2 separate regions of the Homo sapiens genome follow, and region 2 is linked to region 1. Evidence: chromatin loops called from intact Hi-C (ENCODE). Cell type or tissue: IMR-90. All regions are shown on one strand.

What was found. Peaks named below come from ENCODE experiments on the same cell type or tissue, not always from the same donor. Only the 100,000 strongest peaks of a DNase experiment are listed, where the experiment ranks them.
Region 2: it touches region 1 in a loop (2.3-fold over the local background); 2 of 110 quality-filtered maps call a loop at or near these places.

Annotation. Positions count from the first base shown.
Region 1 is chr4:71,225,469-71,233,468 of GRCh38, forward strand. The region is part of intron 1 of SLC4A4 (solute carrier family 4 member 4); the gene reads left to right. Among named protein-coding and RNA genes, the nearest start is that of SLC4A4, 42 kb to the left of the region's middle. In IMR-90, a CTCF peak has its summit at 4,456 (motif pointing right); DNase peaks (open chromatin) are centred at 4,463, 4,973 and 5,793; H3K27ac peaks cover 1,421 bases.
Region 2 is chr4:71,373,874-71,381,873 of GRCh38, forward strand. The region is part of intron 6 of SLC4A4 (solute carrier family 4 member 4); the gene reads left to right. Among named protein-coding and RNA genes, the nearest start is that of SLC4A4, 190 kb to the left of the region's middle. In IMR-90, no CTCF peak of the experiment used is centred here; DNase peaks (open chromatin) are centred at 3,868 and 7,018.

The DNA of each region.
Region 1 (8,000 bases):
ATGGCATCCAGAAGGAAATAATGCATGTATGTTGCTTAGCACACTGACTGACATGTAGCAAGAACTTAATAAAATTTCAGGAGCCTCATCCCTGCCAGCTGGGTGGTGGTTCAGGATGGGAGATGTGAACACTGTGGTTGCCATGTTGGGTAGAGGTAGGAAGGTTTGCCTAAACCCGTTTCAGAAGGCATCTTCTCCAATGTCAGCTGTGTGTGTCAGAGGTGGGTGGGTCAGGGGGCTGTACATGATCAGGTGCCATGGAGCTGACTCCCAGCCCTGTGTCCTGGAACAAACTCCTGCTCTTGAGTCCCCATCTGCCTGCCAATCTGCATCTGATCTGAGATCACTGTGAAATCCACAGTAAATGTGCAAAAGTCACAGACTACAATGAATATGAATTAACTGACGATTTTAGTTATTCATGCTATTGCCGTGCTAATTACTACAAATAATTTATCACTGACTGTGTATAAACATAAAACTAAGCTACAATTTCTAGAGCTTAAGGCTTATATTGACATTTTGAATCCTAATTTTATTTGCAGGTAGCTGCCATCCAGCTTCTTTATAGGTTTACCTAAACACATTACAGAGTTTTATTTGTCCAGTTGCAGGCCTGATGAGCAAAATTGAACTTTCTTATAACTTTCCTGCTGCTTCTGGGTATTTATTATTTTTTTTTAGAGATAGATCTCACTATGTTGCATAGGCCGGAGTGCAGTGGCTATTCACAGGCACGATTGTAACGCACTACAGCCTCAAAGCTCCTGGGCTCAAGCAGTCTTCCCACCTCAGCCTTCCTAGTAGCTGGGACTTTAGGCATATGCCACTGTGCCAGGCTTTGCTTCTGGCTATTTAAAGTAGTTTATGGTGTGATTTATTTTTAAGTTCATTCATTATTCTGTTCGTGGAACAAACTTTTATTTAGAATCAAATATGTGGCAGGTCCAGGTACCTCTTAATTTCTTTTTTAGCAGACAAGGGGAAATTCTCATTTGAATTTAATTTGACCCCTACATTTGAGAGTATAGTTATAGTCTGTGTGGAGAGCTAAGATCTAATGTTAGTCTATAAAGAGAAAATTATATAGTTAAAAATATGCTTGAAAAATCCCTTAATTCAACCATAAACATAATACTCTTCAGGGAGTATAGCACAGCCATTTTCCCCCCTTTCTTTGGAACAAATCACTATTTCTTCAGTTGAATAACAGGCTAAGTAATTGGAAATTTGCTTGTTTATGGGGTTTATGTTGTTTGAAATACACATTCAGGGCCTTTAGACTTACAGATCCACTTAATACCAAACATGCATGTGCCCTCACTGTGCCTATTTCTAACTGGTTGATTGACTGATGGATTGATTCATAGTCACTGAATCAATTGATTAATTGATTCATTCATAGTCACTACACATAGTCACTACACATAGTTAGTAGACTATGTGTAGTGACTATGCTTGATACTAGAGGTAGAAAAACTTCAGAAAGACAGTATTTGCTCTCAAAGAGCTCATAATGTGGTGGGGACAAGAGCCATGACATGCCCAAGTACAGTTGAGTGATGATAAGTTATAATGACAATGCATTGTAACGTGCTATATGAGAAGCAGGCACATTCAGGAAGCCAATGGAGAACAGAGGAAGGAGCATAGCTCTGCTCAGGGAAGGGTATGTCTGATAATGTAGAGAGGCTTCTGGAGAGGTTGGATCTTAAGTTGGGTTTTGAAGAATGGGTTAACTAAGATGATATATTAATTAGAGGAAATAGCATGTACACGAAGGTGTGGTGGACGGTTCAGGGTGTATGGCATGGGGATGGTAGGACCTGAGCTTACGTTTCATGTTAAGCAAGTTGGATTTCATCTTCCATGTAATGAAGAAACACTGAAGGCACTTTAAAAGGAGAGATACCAAAGTGTGTTTTATAAATGGATGGCTTAGAGGGGAATGAGTTCAGATCCAGGGAGCCCAGAGAGAAACCACTGGTGAGAAGGCAGATGGGAATCCAGCCATCCTACACTCACATCAAACCTGAGCATTTTGGGGCATCCACTGACTAACAGCTGCCTTGCAGGGTGGGCTTTCAGCTGTAGATATTCCCTTTCCCGTGATTGTCCTGTGGGGTATCATCCCTTCTTCCCTTTGCTCTTCTTTCCTTATTCTGCTGCTGGTTTGGGTCTGGCTCTTGGTTGAAGAGCTGATGGTGGTGGGGAGGAGGGGACAGAGGATAAACATGCCCGTCGCCATCCTCTGTGCTGGTGTGTCATATGGAGGAGCCCAGCCATTTCATCTTGCCTGATTCCTGTCTTAGGACCTTTCTGATTTTCACACAAGAAGCCTTGAAGAAGGGTGATTGAAAGCTAAAAGAGTTTAGAAGGGAGCTTCTTTTTCCTGTCTGTAACGGTAAAACCTCTGAGAAAATGTTGGAAGGACAAAGTATTTGGTTTCTGACAGAGGAAGGAGACTACTGTATTCTACAATGGAACTCTGGTCAGAAGCAGCACACGGTCTTTGTGGAAGCACGTGAAATGGTCCATTAAAAATATTAAGGAGCATGTGAGTGTGAGTGTAGGCTAAGTCAGGGAATGTCCTGAGGAGTCATGAATGAAGTCCTCCTTTCAGCACTTCATACCCTCCCCCACAGCACTTTCTCCCTTCATCTTTCACCTTCCCTGGTCTCTGAGCCTTTTCTCACCCCAGAGTCTCCATTCTCCTATCAATTATTTTCTTGCCCTTTGTTGCTGAGCCTGCTCCAGCCTTTCAGAAGTCAATCAACAATCTGAAGACAGAGTTTAGGAGACTTAGCCCTAGCATGGAGAAGATGGAAAGGGAGAGTTTGATCCTAATAGTTTGAGGGACAGTTTATCTGTGGTCTCCCCAGTCAAAAATCCCGTGCATTTGCTCATGAGACAGAATCATGACCTCTGGGTCTGTAGGAGTATTAATACTCTATTCTCTGGGCCCTAGGAACTTTATATTTGACTTAACTGAAACTGGTTGGATTTATTTAGGAAATTATTTAATTCCCTAAACTAACTTCTGAAGTGGTATAAGCTCATTTTAAAAGACACTGAAGTGAGAGGTTAGTTAACTTTCTAAGCTTACACACAAAGTGTGCATCTGGGATTTTGTATTCAGTTTTGCCTGATTCTGCATGTGTGTTGGTGGACCAGCTGATTGTACCTGACCACCATGTAGAATAATGTTTCTAGGGGAAATTAAAAAACAGAGTTACAAATGAGCTTTTTTAAATTGAAAATTTTATTGAGGTAATTGTAGATTCAAATGCGTATTTGAGAAATTATACAGAGAGGTTACTGGTGCAGAAAAGCTCCACTTTGCCAGATTTTCCCAAGGTTAACATTTTACAAAGAGGTAGTATAATGTCATAACCAGCATATTGGCACTGATACAATTCACCAAACTTTATTCACATTTCCTGTTTTACTTGTACTAATTTCTCTCTCTCTCTTCTCTGTCTGTATTAAGTTCTATACGATTTTATCACCTATGTTGATCCATGTATCCACAGATAAGATACTGAATAGAGCCAACCACAGGGGTCCCTCGTGTTACCCTTGTTAACAACAAATACCTCCATCTTTAACCCCTGGCAAACATGAATCTGTCCTAAATCTGTCCTTCATTTCTAAAATTTTGTCACTCCATATAAATTGTATAATGTAGTTTGTAACCTTTTGGGATGAGCTTTTCTCACTCAGCATAACCCCCTGGAAATTCATTCAATTTGGTGTGTGTATCAATAGTTTGTTCATTTTTCTTGCTAAGCAGTATTTCATGGTATGGATGTACCATAGTTTAACCACTCTCCTGTTGAAAGACATGTGGATTAATTCTGGACTTTTCTACTATACTTAAAGCTGCTGTAAACATTCATGTACAGGTTTTTGGGTGAACGTAAGTTTTTATTTCTCTGGGATAAGTGCCCAAGAGTACAAATGAACTTTTAATACAGTTCATAAATCCAGAATTAGATTTGGCGTGATCTTGCTCTGGGTTGCATTTTCACCTTTTATCCAGTTCTCTCAGTCTGATTTTGTGTGGGGCTCTCACCTATTTCCCTCTGGCCCTGGGCCTGTGTAAATTTCCAGGCTGATTAGGGTGCTCCTGAGCTCTGGGAAGGAGATTTGCTTCGCTTTGTTGCTGGCTGATCTCCGGGAGTCATCACTGCTATCAGTCATGCTTGTCAGTTTTGCCGCACCGATGTCCCTTTCCCCCAGTATGGATGTCCAGAGCTCCAGCGGTCTGCATAGTTAAGTCAGCAACTGTGTTCTGTCTTACTTCCTGTGGGAATGAAAGGCCTTCTTAGAGCCCCTGCGAAGTTTTTTTTTTTTTTTTTTTTTCCCAGCCCCTGTGAAATTTTAAAAGGAATGGTTGCAGCTTTTTCTTGCCCTTTGGTTCCCTGTAGTGAACACATGTTGCCAAAAGATGGCAGTGCACTTTGCAGCCACTGAGATCGCTCTTCCCTGTCGCCTGGGGCTTAGAGAATTGTGTCTTGTTCTTTATGTGTATGTTGAAAATGTGCAGAGCAGATTTTACAAAACAACAAAAGCACCAATAAAATGCTGTGAAGTTTAGAATCATGAAAAAAAAATCACGTTTGCAAATGGTTTATAATGGAAATAGTCCCCCACTTCTTAAACATGATTTGAATAGGGAATAGAACTCAGAAATGTGTGTATGAGTGTATAATTTTAGGTGTCAGTACTGATTGTTATATTCTGTATAGCTCCTGAAAAAGACCTGTGAAATGCTGATTTTTGTCTTTCATCTGATCCAAGATTAGCCAAGTAACAGGCCTGCTTTTGAACTCTGAGACTGCAGTCCTCAAGTAAAGGCCCTTGTATACACTTAGTTTTCATGGCAAAAATGGCTAATAATAAAACTCTTCACTTGCTAGCATTGGTCACTCCCCTGTGTGCGTCACTTTGGTGTGCGTCTGTGGGCATGTGTGTAAAGAACTGTTTAAACATTGGCTATGCACCAGAAAGCTGTGTGAAGTGAGAGATTATGGGGTTCACCGGATGTCATAAACAGACCAAGCTGGTGAGGATAAAGTGGGATGAGTTGAAATACAAGATTAGCTAATAAACTTTAAGCTGCATGCACGGAGAGAACCAGTGATATTAAACTCTGGTATGGGCATGTTAAACACTGGTGCCCTGCTGCTCTCTAGGGTGCCATCCCCGATGCCTTTTGGGATGGAATCAAAAAGCCCTGCTATGAACTTGATCCATGTGCAGCATCGTTAAGTGCAGAGCAGGCTGTGGAAGAGAGTGGGCTAGCTCTGGGATTGGGTATACAAGCTCCGGAGTGGATCCTCTACACACCAGCCAGTGTGTCAAGGTTGGAGGCTCTGTTTCACTTCCCCTGAGCTCAGTACCGCAGTCGCTTTCATCCTACAGTTTACAAAGTAGCTGCAATCCTGGGTGGCAGGGAAACAGGTGGCTTCACGGTAAAGCAGCAGGCTTTTTGCTACTGCATCCTTTGGCAAAAGCTTGGGCTAGGAGGAGAAATGTGCTGTGTAAAGTTTTAACCCTGAAAGCAGATGCTGTTACTATAGAGACAAGTGAAATGCTACAGTGGGAGGCGTAACAGGGGAGGGATGGGAGAAGGGAGGTGGGAGGGCAAGTAAGGCGAATCTAAAGGCTAGCACACTCCAAGACCTTCAACCTTTAGCAGCACTGTGACGGGGCAGGCTTGCATTCTGAAACTTGTGTGCTGGCGGCCTGCCACGTGCTGACTGGCTGAGTGGCAGCTGCTTGCGCTGTGCGGACTAGCTGGTGAGCACGTTGGCAGTTGGCATGGGCTCTGGGGGTGGGAACTTAGAGGGGTGGAATGTAGATGGGTGCTCAAGACCCAATGGCTGACAGTTTTGCACAAATGTTTCTCATGCTGGGCTTAAGTCACCCTTACGAGCCTGCTCAGTGATTAGGACCGGCTGGTGAAAGCCGGTCCTTTTGGCAGTAGATATGACATGTGTTACAGTTAAATCATTGTGGTGTCCCAGAATAACAGAGAATAAGAAAAACCTTGCTTTGGGTGTGGACTTCTGTAGAAAGGGTATAACTTGTACGGTCAGAGGCCTGGCTGAAGGAAGGCATTATTGGCCCTGAGTGGATTTTATACTGACTGGTGTGACCCTTATCCCCGTGATGCTGGTGAGAAGCTTCCAAATCTATTCTGAACTTTGCCTCATGCTGGTGATGTGAGCAACCCAGGGAGCTTTTTAGAAACATGTTCTTCCCTTTCTTTGTTTTCAGCGAATGCAGGTTGTGTGAAAGGAACTTTTAAGAATGGGTTTGAGGGCCTGATTAAGGACTGGATGAGTTAATTTCTTCCTATTGATAGAAGGAGGAACTAGTTGGGTCAGATGGTTATTTTAAAAGATATCTCTGTCTTACTAATAATAGCAAGCAACTGCTGAGAGGATTTGCGGTGGGGAGGGACACGAACCCAAATAATTGACATTTGTGGTGTAAAGATGAAGAAAAGGTGCTGAATTCCTGTATTTTGTGCAGAAGCCTAGGTGCACCAGGCTGGACTTACTTCTAAGGAGGAGTGAGGGCTGCTCTGGAGAAAGGCTGCTGTGGGTGTACAGGTTTTATATTTTCCATTTGCCTCACTCACCTCTTTTTGCTTCCTACAGGGAAGAGGCTGCTTTGAGATGCTCTGCATTGTCTGTCAGAAAGAACGAAGTTTCTAATTACTTGCTATGTATAGTCTTGGAGGGAATGTGAAATATGCATCAAAGAGCCAAGGAATGCACCAATCATTATTCTCTCTCTCTAATTCAGATGGAACATAGTGACAGTGCCTCAGTTAGGCTGGATGGTTTTCTCAGCCTAGGAAGAGGGTTTTTCTGAACTTTTCTACTATCCCCTCCAGTTTTTGCTGGTTTTTATTTTCTCTTTGTTTCTGTTTTTCTTTTTTCTTTTAGAGATGAGAATTCACTGTGTTACCCAGACTGGAATGCAGTGGCCTAATCATAGCTCACTGAAGTCTTGAACTTCTGGGATCAAGCAGTCCTCCTATCTCAGCCTCCCACGTAGCTGGGACAACAGGTGCACACCACTGCACATAGCTAATTTGGAAAAAAAAATTTCAGAGATGGGTCTTGCTATGTTGCCCAGGCTGGTCTGGAACTCCTGGCCTCAAGCAATCCTCCCACTCGGCCTCCCAAAGCATTGAGATTACAGGCTGAGCCACTGTGTCAGCTTTTCTTCTTTTACTTCTTTGGTTGTTACATGCAATTTTGGGAATGGCTTAGGCACAAGGCTAAACATTTTAGTTAGGAAATTTGAAAAAAAGGCAACAAAAGACTTTAGGACCAGTTCGATTAATAGTGGGGTGCAGAAATGATGTTCCACATGAAATTGTGTTGGACTCTATAGGTTGGAAAGGGTTAGTTCTGATAGGACTGGAAAGGGTTAATGTGAGCTAAACCACTCTTTTTTCTAAAGGGGAGCTGGCACTATTAATGTACGTGCAGTAGCACAGGGCTTCAGGATTTTGTTGTGCTTCTGAGGTCTTTTAAGAAAATTTCCTCATTAAACTGTCATCCTTATCTATGTCTACAAATGTGTAATGGATGGGTTCTTGTCTTTTGAACTTATTTGCCTGGATTGCTAAGGGTAATCTTTGAGAAGGTGGATGTGATTGCATTAGGCACCTTGTCTGTCTTGCTCACTGTAACTCTAGTGCCTTGGCTTGTGCCTGCAACATAGTAGTAGCATCCAGTAAATATTTACTGAATGAATGAATGCAGGAAAGAGAAAAGAGAACTACTGAATGCCTCCTCTGTGTCTGCTACTGTGTGTGGTATGTAAAAATTATATTTGGCAATTAGAAGACATTGGTGATCATGACCAAAGTGCTTTTTACATCTCTTTCCATCTTTCTCAGCCACTCGGTAGCAGTACTCTCCTTTTGTCACTTCCTTGACATCACTCTTGCCTGGATTCTTACCTCATTGACT
Region 2 (8,000 bases), 150 kb after region 1:
AAGAGAAAGGAGTCCAGGATGCCTCAGGAGGTAGCAACCAGGAAGATCATAGGAAACCATTCATGGGCACAGGTGCTGGGTTTACAGAAGCATGACAGTTAAGATTTCTGCTCCCATCATACGTGTTGTGACCATCTTTGAAGATATGTTTCACTAGCAGATTTTTAGGTTACCCATCATGGGCCAAGACTCTTCTAGATTCCTGCTTTGTTATCACACTCTTAGCTTGGTGTTTTTTTCTCCTAAACTTTCTTTTGAGGTGGAGAACAACCACCACATCACAACTCTCTTTATTGCCCAGTGAATTTTGAGCATTCTTATCTTGATTCCAAGCATCTCACTTTCCATCCCTCTGTTTTTTTCAGATGCAGACTTGTTTTTGAATGGAAATATTATTTGGGTCACTTATTGTACCATTTCCACGTATATTTTTGGCCTTTAAAATCTAAAGCAATTCCAAGTACAACTTTAAAAATTCCTTCACTGTAGCTTTTCATAGTCACAATTTTCAAAAGATTGTAAGAAATAAAATCTTTCAGCAACCTGATGTCTATGTTCAGACTTTTTAGTTAACGTAAGACATTCAGAAATTGTATGTGGTATGCAAGAATGAGTTACAACATTCTTAAGATACAGGCAGTTCTAACCACTTTTTAATAAAGGAATTAGTTACTGTTTATCCTGAATTTATGAAAAACATATCATAAATTATTTCCTTGATATCTAATATTACATTTACAATGGACTAAAATATATTATGCTGACTTTAGACAACTATAAATAGAGAAAATCAAGATGAGAGAATAAAAACGTAGAAATTCTGTTATATTTCAGAATACTGGGGACTTGGAGGAGATTTCAAGAGGCACATATTTGGAAAAACGTTGGCAGTCTGCTAAAATTGTAAAACAGTTTTTTTTTTTTCCTAATAAGATTTTGGGATTTGTGAGGATTCAGACTTGTGCTTGACAAAATGGTGATATGTGTGATATATTTATAATCAGACTCTCCTGCTCATCACCAAAGCTGTCTGTTTTCCAAACCTTCCTGATCCTTACCATCTTTCTCCCTTCTTTCGGACTTGGAACCTTAGCGTCAACTTTGATTAATGCAACTTTGATTATACCTCCAGTATACCACTAAACCTGTTAAATGTTACCTCCATATTGTTGCTTGCCTCAGTCTCCTTTCCAGTCTGACTTTCCTTGCTTTTGTTCATGTCCTTATTTCCTTTTGCTTAGTCTGATCCAGTAGCTTGTTTTCTGGGGTCAGTGGTTATAGTTGGGCATATGGAAACGCATCTTACACTTTGTTCCAGTTGACCTTATCATACCTGGCTGATAAGTTACCTCCTCATGTGGAAGTGTTCAGTGGTACCTGAGAGGATCTCAGGCAACCTCCAAATGCTTGAGTCTGGCATTCAAGGCCTAACCCATAGTGAACTAAAGTTGATTAAGTAGTATTTCACACATCTTTCTGTATTTGCCTTTATCTATACTACATTTCAGCAGTCACTTCCCATTACTAGAATTTGCTGGACGCTTAGTGCCTTTATCCTGAATGATTTTTCCACTTGGAATATTCTTCTTCCTCCTGAAACTTTCTGTTAAAATCTTGACCATCCTTCAAGGCCCACATTCTCCTTGAAGGCTTCTTAACTTGAGGTGCTCTTTACTGACCTTGAACTCTGATCCTTTTCTGAGACTCCTCACATGACATTTATCTCATTCTACTTTGCACTATAATGTATGAGTACATGTCTTATTCCCTTTACTAGCTATCAATTTCTTAAGGGCAGGAATGTGTCTGATTCATTTAGGTATCCTTTATTGCAGGGATTGACAAACTGTGGCCTATGTACAAAATCCAGCTTGCCACCTGGTTTTGTAAATAAAGTTTTGTTGGAATAAAGCCATGCTCATTAGTTTATATTGTTGTCTATATAGCTGCTTTCATGCTACAATGACGGAGTAGTGGCGGAGATCATGTAGCCTACAAAACCTGAAATATTTACTACCTGTCATTAAAACATTTTCTGACCCTTATACTGTAGTCCTGATTCTCAAAGTAGGAACTGAAGAGCCCTAAGTGTCCCTGAGACCCTTTCAAAGGGATTGAAAGGTCCTAGGATTTTCATCATGTAATTCAACCAAAACTACATATATATACATATATACACGTATATATATATACATATACACGTATATATATACATATATACGTGTGTATATATATATACGTTTGTGTATATATATATACATACACATATATACCTGTATATATACACACACACACACACACACACACACACACACACACATATATATGTGTGTATATATATTTTTTGAGACGGAGTCTCGCTCTGTCACCCAGGCTGGAGTGCAGTGGCGCGATATCGGCTCACTGCAAGCTCTGCCTCTCGGGTTCACGCCATTCTCCTGCCTCAGCCTCCCAAGTAGCTGGGACTACGGGCACCCGCCACCATGCCTGGCTAATTTTTTTGTTATTTTTAGTAGAGACGGGGTTTCACTGTGTTAGCCAGGATGGTCTTGATCTCCTGACCTCGTGATCCACCCGCCTCAGCCTCCCATAGTGCTGGGATTACAGGCATAAGCCACTGCATCTGGCCTCCTAAAATATATTTTAACAGGTTGAACACAGAAGCAGACAAGAAAATCCAATTGTGTGTCATTTAATCATATATATATATATATTTAAAATATATATATGTTTAAAATATATATACATATATTTAAATGTATTTTATTATTTATTTTTGAGTTGGAGTCTCACTTACTCTGTCACCCAGGCTGGAGTGCAGTGGTGCGATCTGTCTCACTGCAACCTCCACTTCTTGGGTTCAAGCGATTCTCCTGCCTCAGTCTCCCAAGTAGCTGGGACTACATATGTGCGCCACCATGCCCAGCTAATTTTTGTGTTTTTAGTAGAGACGGGGTTTTGCCATGTTGCCGAGGCTGGTCTCGAACTCCTGGTGTCAAGTTATCCACCTGCCTCAGCCTCCCAAAGTCCTGGGATTACAGGCGTGAGCACCTCACCTGGCCTCATTTGGTTGTATATTAAAGAGATTTGTAAAAATGTGAAACAGTGCCTTTCTTTTTATGAAATTTTTTGTTTCTGAAAGTATAGTTGTTTTTCATAAGATATACGACTTATGTTAACACGCAATGGTTTATTGTTAAAGTGAATTAATGAATAAATATTTAAAAATTTTTAGTTTTAATTCCTAATGTAACACGTATTGATAGATATGACCCAAATAAACAGACCCTCTTAATATTTAATTGTGTAAAGGTGTTCTGAGACCAAAAAGTTTGATAACTGCTACTTCTTTGTGTCTGGCAGAATGCCTTATACATAGCAGTAAATCAATATATGCTGAATGAATGAATGAACAATAGAACCAGATGGTTCAAATCAGGAAATAAATGAAGTGTGGTGGTAATAATTGAAAGTATTGAAAGGGAAGGTTAAGAGTCATTGAGAAATGATATCTACTATGTGTTTGTGACTGTGATTCCTCTTTGTTCTCCCAGAGAACATTGATGAGGGATAGTGGAGTAGGAATGGTTTTGTTGGGGTGAGAGGAAGAGCAGGTCTTCCTGACTTTCTGTCTTTGCTGGTTTCATGACAAGTCATGAAGAATGGGCTAGATTTTGCTATAGTGTGAGCTAGCCCCAAACATCTGTGTGGCCTAACAACACAGAAGTTTCTTTCTTACTCATGCTACTATATGTGTAATGTGGATCTTCAGGGGTCTCTGCTCATCATTGTTAGTTAGGATCAGGCTAATAGAAGCCTTCTCTCATCTGTGTTTCCACAGTCACCGTAGCAGTAAGCAAGGGTCATGGTGACTCACAAGCTGCCTCGTAAAGTTCTGCACAGAAATAATACATCATGTTTGTGTATATTTCATTTGACATAGTGAGTCATGTATTGTATTAGTCCATTTTCATGGTGCTGATAAAGACATACCCAAAACTGGGAAGAAGAAGAGGTTTAATTAGACTTACAGTTTCATGTGGCTGGGAACGCCTCAGAATCATGGCGGGAGGTGAAAGGCACTTCTTATATGGTAAGAGAAAATGAGGAATAAGCAAAAGCAGAAACCCCTGATAAACCCATCAGATCTCGTAAGACTTATTCAGTATCAGGAGAATAGCACAGGAGAGACCAGTCCCCATGATTCAATTACCTCCCCCTGGGTACCTCCCACAACACATGGGAATTCTGGGAGATACAATTCAAGTTGAGATTTGGGTGGGGACACAGCCAAATCATACCATGTGTCCACATCTCACTTTGAAGAATGATTATGCTACCATGTGCCCTGAAGGTGGAGATTCAGAAATATTTGGTGGGCAGCACTAATGACTACCACCCAGTCACAAAAGGAATTATAACTTGACTTTGGAGTGTGCTCTTCTTGGCAAGGCTGAGAGCAATGTGAAGTTATGGAAGGCCACTGTGCAGAAAATCTCCTGCATACTCTTACAATGGAGGATGAGGGCTTTTCACATAATGAGGGAGGGTTGCCAGTTCAAGGTCTACTGAAGAACTGGTGAGACTGTGGTTTTACAGGAGACTTCTGAAGTATACTACATTAATTTGAAACTGATAGACAGTCTTTCATGCAAATATACAGTAAAGCACTCTTATTAGACCAAACAATGTCTGGATTTAATGATTGGAGACAGCTCAAGCGCTAAATACTTGAATTCGTTTGTCTGTGCACATGTGAGTGAGAGAGACAGAAGGAAAAGCAAATGCAGTATTCCAGCTACAGATATCAATTTCAAAGTTAATAATGAAATTTCTTTTTGGCAGCAAACTGTCGAATTTTACTTTGATGAAAATTGCTGGCAAAATCTTCAGAAACGAGGCTTTTCTTTCCATGGTAAGCTGAATATTTATTGTGTTTAGACTTGTCCTGGTAATTCAGATCTCATTTCTACTCCTCTTAATGCATCCTCCACCTCAATAGATCCTCATTCATCCCCTTGTCAGGCCAAAAAGTCCCTGTCATCTTAGACTTCTTCTTGCCCTTCACCCTCTGTACCCTTCAGTAACCATACTCTTCTGCCATTTTACTTCTGATTTATTCCCACCCTTCCTTGACTATTACAACTGCTCTAATTCAGGTTTTTATCATCATCTCTTGTGGGACCACTTGAATATCCTCTTGTTTTCCACGCCTTCACTCTGACTTCTTAAAATCCATCTTTCACAACTGCCAGAAGGATCTACGTTATGAACGCCACACATCACTCCCTCTGCTCAAAAACCTTTAGTGATGACTCTCTATCATTTTTAAACTCAGGTTCATGTTCCCTAGCCTGGCTAATACTTATAATGTCAAGCCTGAGTTCTCTAGCCTGTGGAATGCTTTTGAACTTGGTCTCTGCCTAACGCCCTAATCATCTCTTGCCATTCCCACTCTTGTACTACAAGCTCTTGTAATTTAGATTTCTATATACTTAGATCCCATGCCTTGCAATCTCTCTATCACTTATTCATGCTGTTCCAATTGCCCCCTCTTGATGTGACTAAATTTAACCTATCCCTAAAGCTCTTATGTCCCGCAGGAGACTTTTTTCATAACTCTCATCATCTCCTCCTCCTCCCATCGCACTGCACAAATAACTCTCCCTTATTTGTGCTCTCATAACCCCAACCCCCTTCCCCCATTGACTTATCATTATACAATAATACAAATATGTTTCCTTCATCATTGGCAAAGTATCTAAAGAGCTTGAGCAGAACCCATTCAGTTTTGTATTCTTGGTGCCAAACATAATGTCACACGCTTAGACAAACATTCTGAACAATAAGGTGGTTCCATTTTTGTTTTTGACTATTGGACAAAACAGAGTTTGGAGGGAACGATGACGAATTTCTCAAATTCATCTAGATTTCTTTATTTGTATGAATTAGTTTTTTTTTTCTGGTGGTGGTGATGGTGATATGTGGAGCTGTTACTGGGCCACAAATTGTGATTCCTCTTGCATAGATTGGGGCTTTTTTGAAGAAACTGATTTGTTCCTCATCCAGGGTCTAACATAGGGCCTGATACACAGACACTTCATAAATATTTGTTGACTAAATGGACACTTAACCTGAAAGGGAGAGAAAAGATGAGGTAACGTAAACCTAGAGCAGGAATGATTTTTCTAAATTGATCAGATTTTAGTCTTCATATCGCCCAAAAAACTGACCAGACACAGTGACATGAGGGAAGCTCTGCTGCTTTTCTGTGGCTGCTGATAGTAGTAGAATTTGAGAATTAGATTCTTTGGTTAGGGCCTTCGTTTCTTACTGTCTAGATCATTCTATCCATGACTGAGATATCACAAACAGGGCAACTATGACTACTCCAGCTATCATTTATTACACCAGTTCCCACAAAACATTTCTCTGAAGTAAGCATCACTCACTCCTTATTACAGATGAAGGAACTGAGGCTCAGTGAAGTTAAGTATTTATGGTAGTCATTAGGGCTATTCACCAATATTCCAGGTCTGTCTCTTTCTGGGCAGGTATGAGGACCCTACGTCTTCAACCCACTTGAAGTTAGGTGTGAGCTCATGACTTTCTTTGGCCAAGGAAATGTGAGCAGGAGTAATAGAGGTCATTTCCCAGGAAAGCTTTAAAGAGAATGGCTGCTCCATGCATCTGGGTCCTGGCCTGAGGACATAAATGCAGAACCAACCCCCAGCCAATCCACAATGGTTATTATCATGAGTAAGAAATAAATCACTGGTGTTTTAAGCCATGAGAATCAAAGATTGTTCTACTGTAATCTAGCCTATCTGACACGGAGTGTTTGAGGTCACTCAGTTAGTTGGGGGGAACAGGGTTTGAACTTGGGGGTTTAGACTCCAGATGGCACATTTCCTTGCTATTCCTCCCTCTGCTTCTTGTTCTCTCTACTCTCAGGTTTCCTTACTTCCAGCCACAGATGCTGCTCTTGTCTGCTCATAAGAAGTGTAGACACTGATGAGTCAGTATTTTACTGTTTCAAGTCAGAAAATGAAATGCCTGGTGTTTCTCAATGAAGGACAACAAGTCGGCATTCTGAAGTGTAATTTTCTGCAATGGTTCTGTTTTCTGAGACCCATTCTTATCAATCCCAGGAAACAGCTGGAGCACACTTACTATTATGGGCTGTGATCAGCTTTTGCCTCAGAAAGAGCCATTCACTGTGATGCAAGCAGTAACCATGGTTACAAATCGAAGTGCAGTCTTACTAGGTGAATGTAGCAGAGATTCAGCATCCTTTTCGAGGATGAAGAACAGGATCAATTCAACTATAATGACAAGCTTTTCCATCTGTAAATGTCTTGCTTTAAAAATCGATTCTTCTAGCACACATTTAAGCTAGGGTCTTGATTTTGGGAATTGCTGTAGGTTTCAAGGTTGAATTATTTCTCCATTTTCCTGAGAGCACCTTTGAATAATTTTTGTCTGAGTTTCTAGGGAAGTGTCTAGAGCCTGTAAGAAAGTGGCACTTCCTCTTACCCAGATAGTGGCTCAGGTTATATTTGTTATTATTATAATAATGACCAAGAGAGCTGTGACTGTTGTCTTCAGTAACAGTGATTATCGTAACCTCAGATTGGGAAGATTCCTTCTCCCTTTAGTGGCGATAATTTTATCATACCCAGTTATAGGGGTAGAGTTTTGGGGAGTATACTAATTCATTCAGATCATCAATTCATTCATTCATTTAAATATTTTTGAGTACTATTCTTTGCTCACTACTCAGCTAGGTGCTGGGAATTTACAATGATTAAGGCAGACACAGTCCCTATCTTAGAGAGCTACCAGTTAGACCTTTTTTTTTGGAGACACGTCTCGCTGTGTCACCCAGGCTGGAGTGAGGTGGTGTGATCTTGGCTCACTAGACTGTTTTTGTTTGTTTGTTTGTTTTTAACCAAGGAACAAGTGATGTTTATGATAACTGGACTAGTTTACTGGATAAA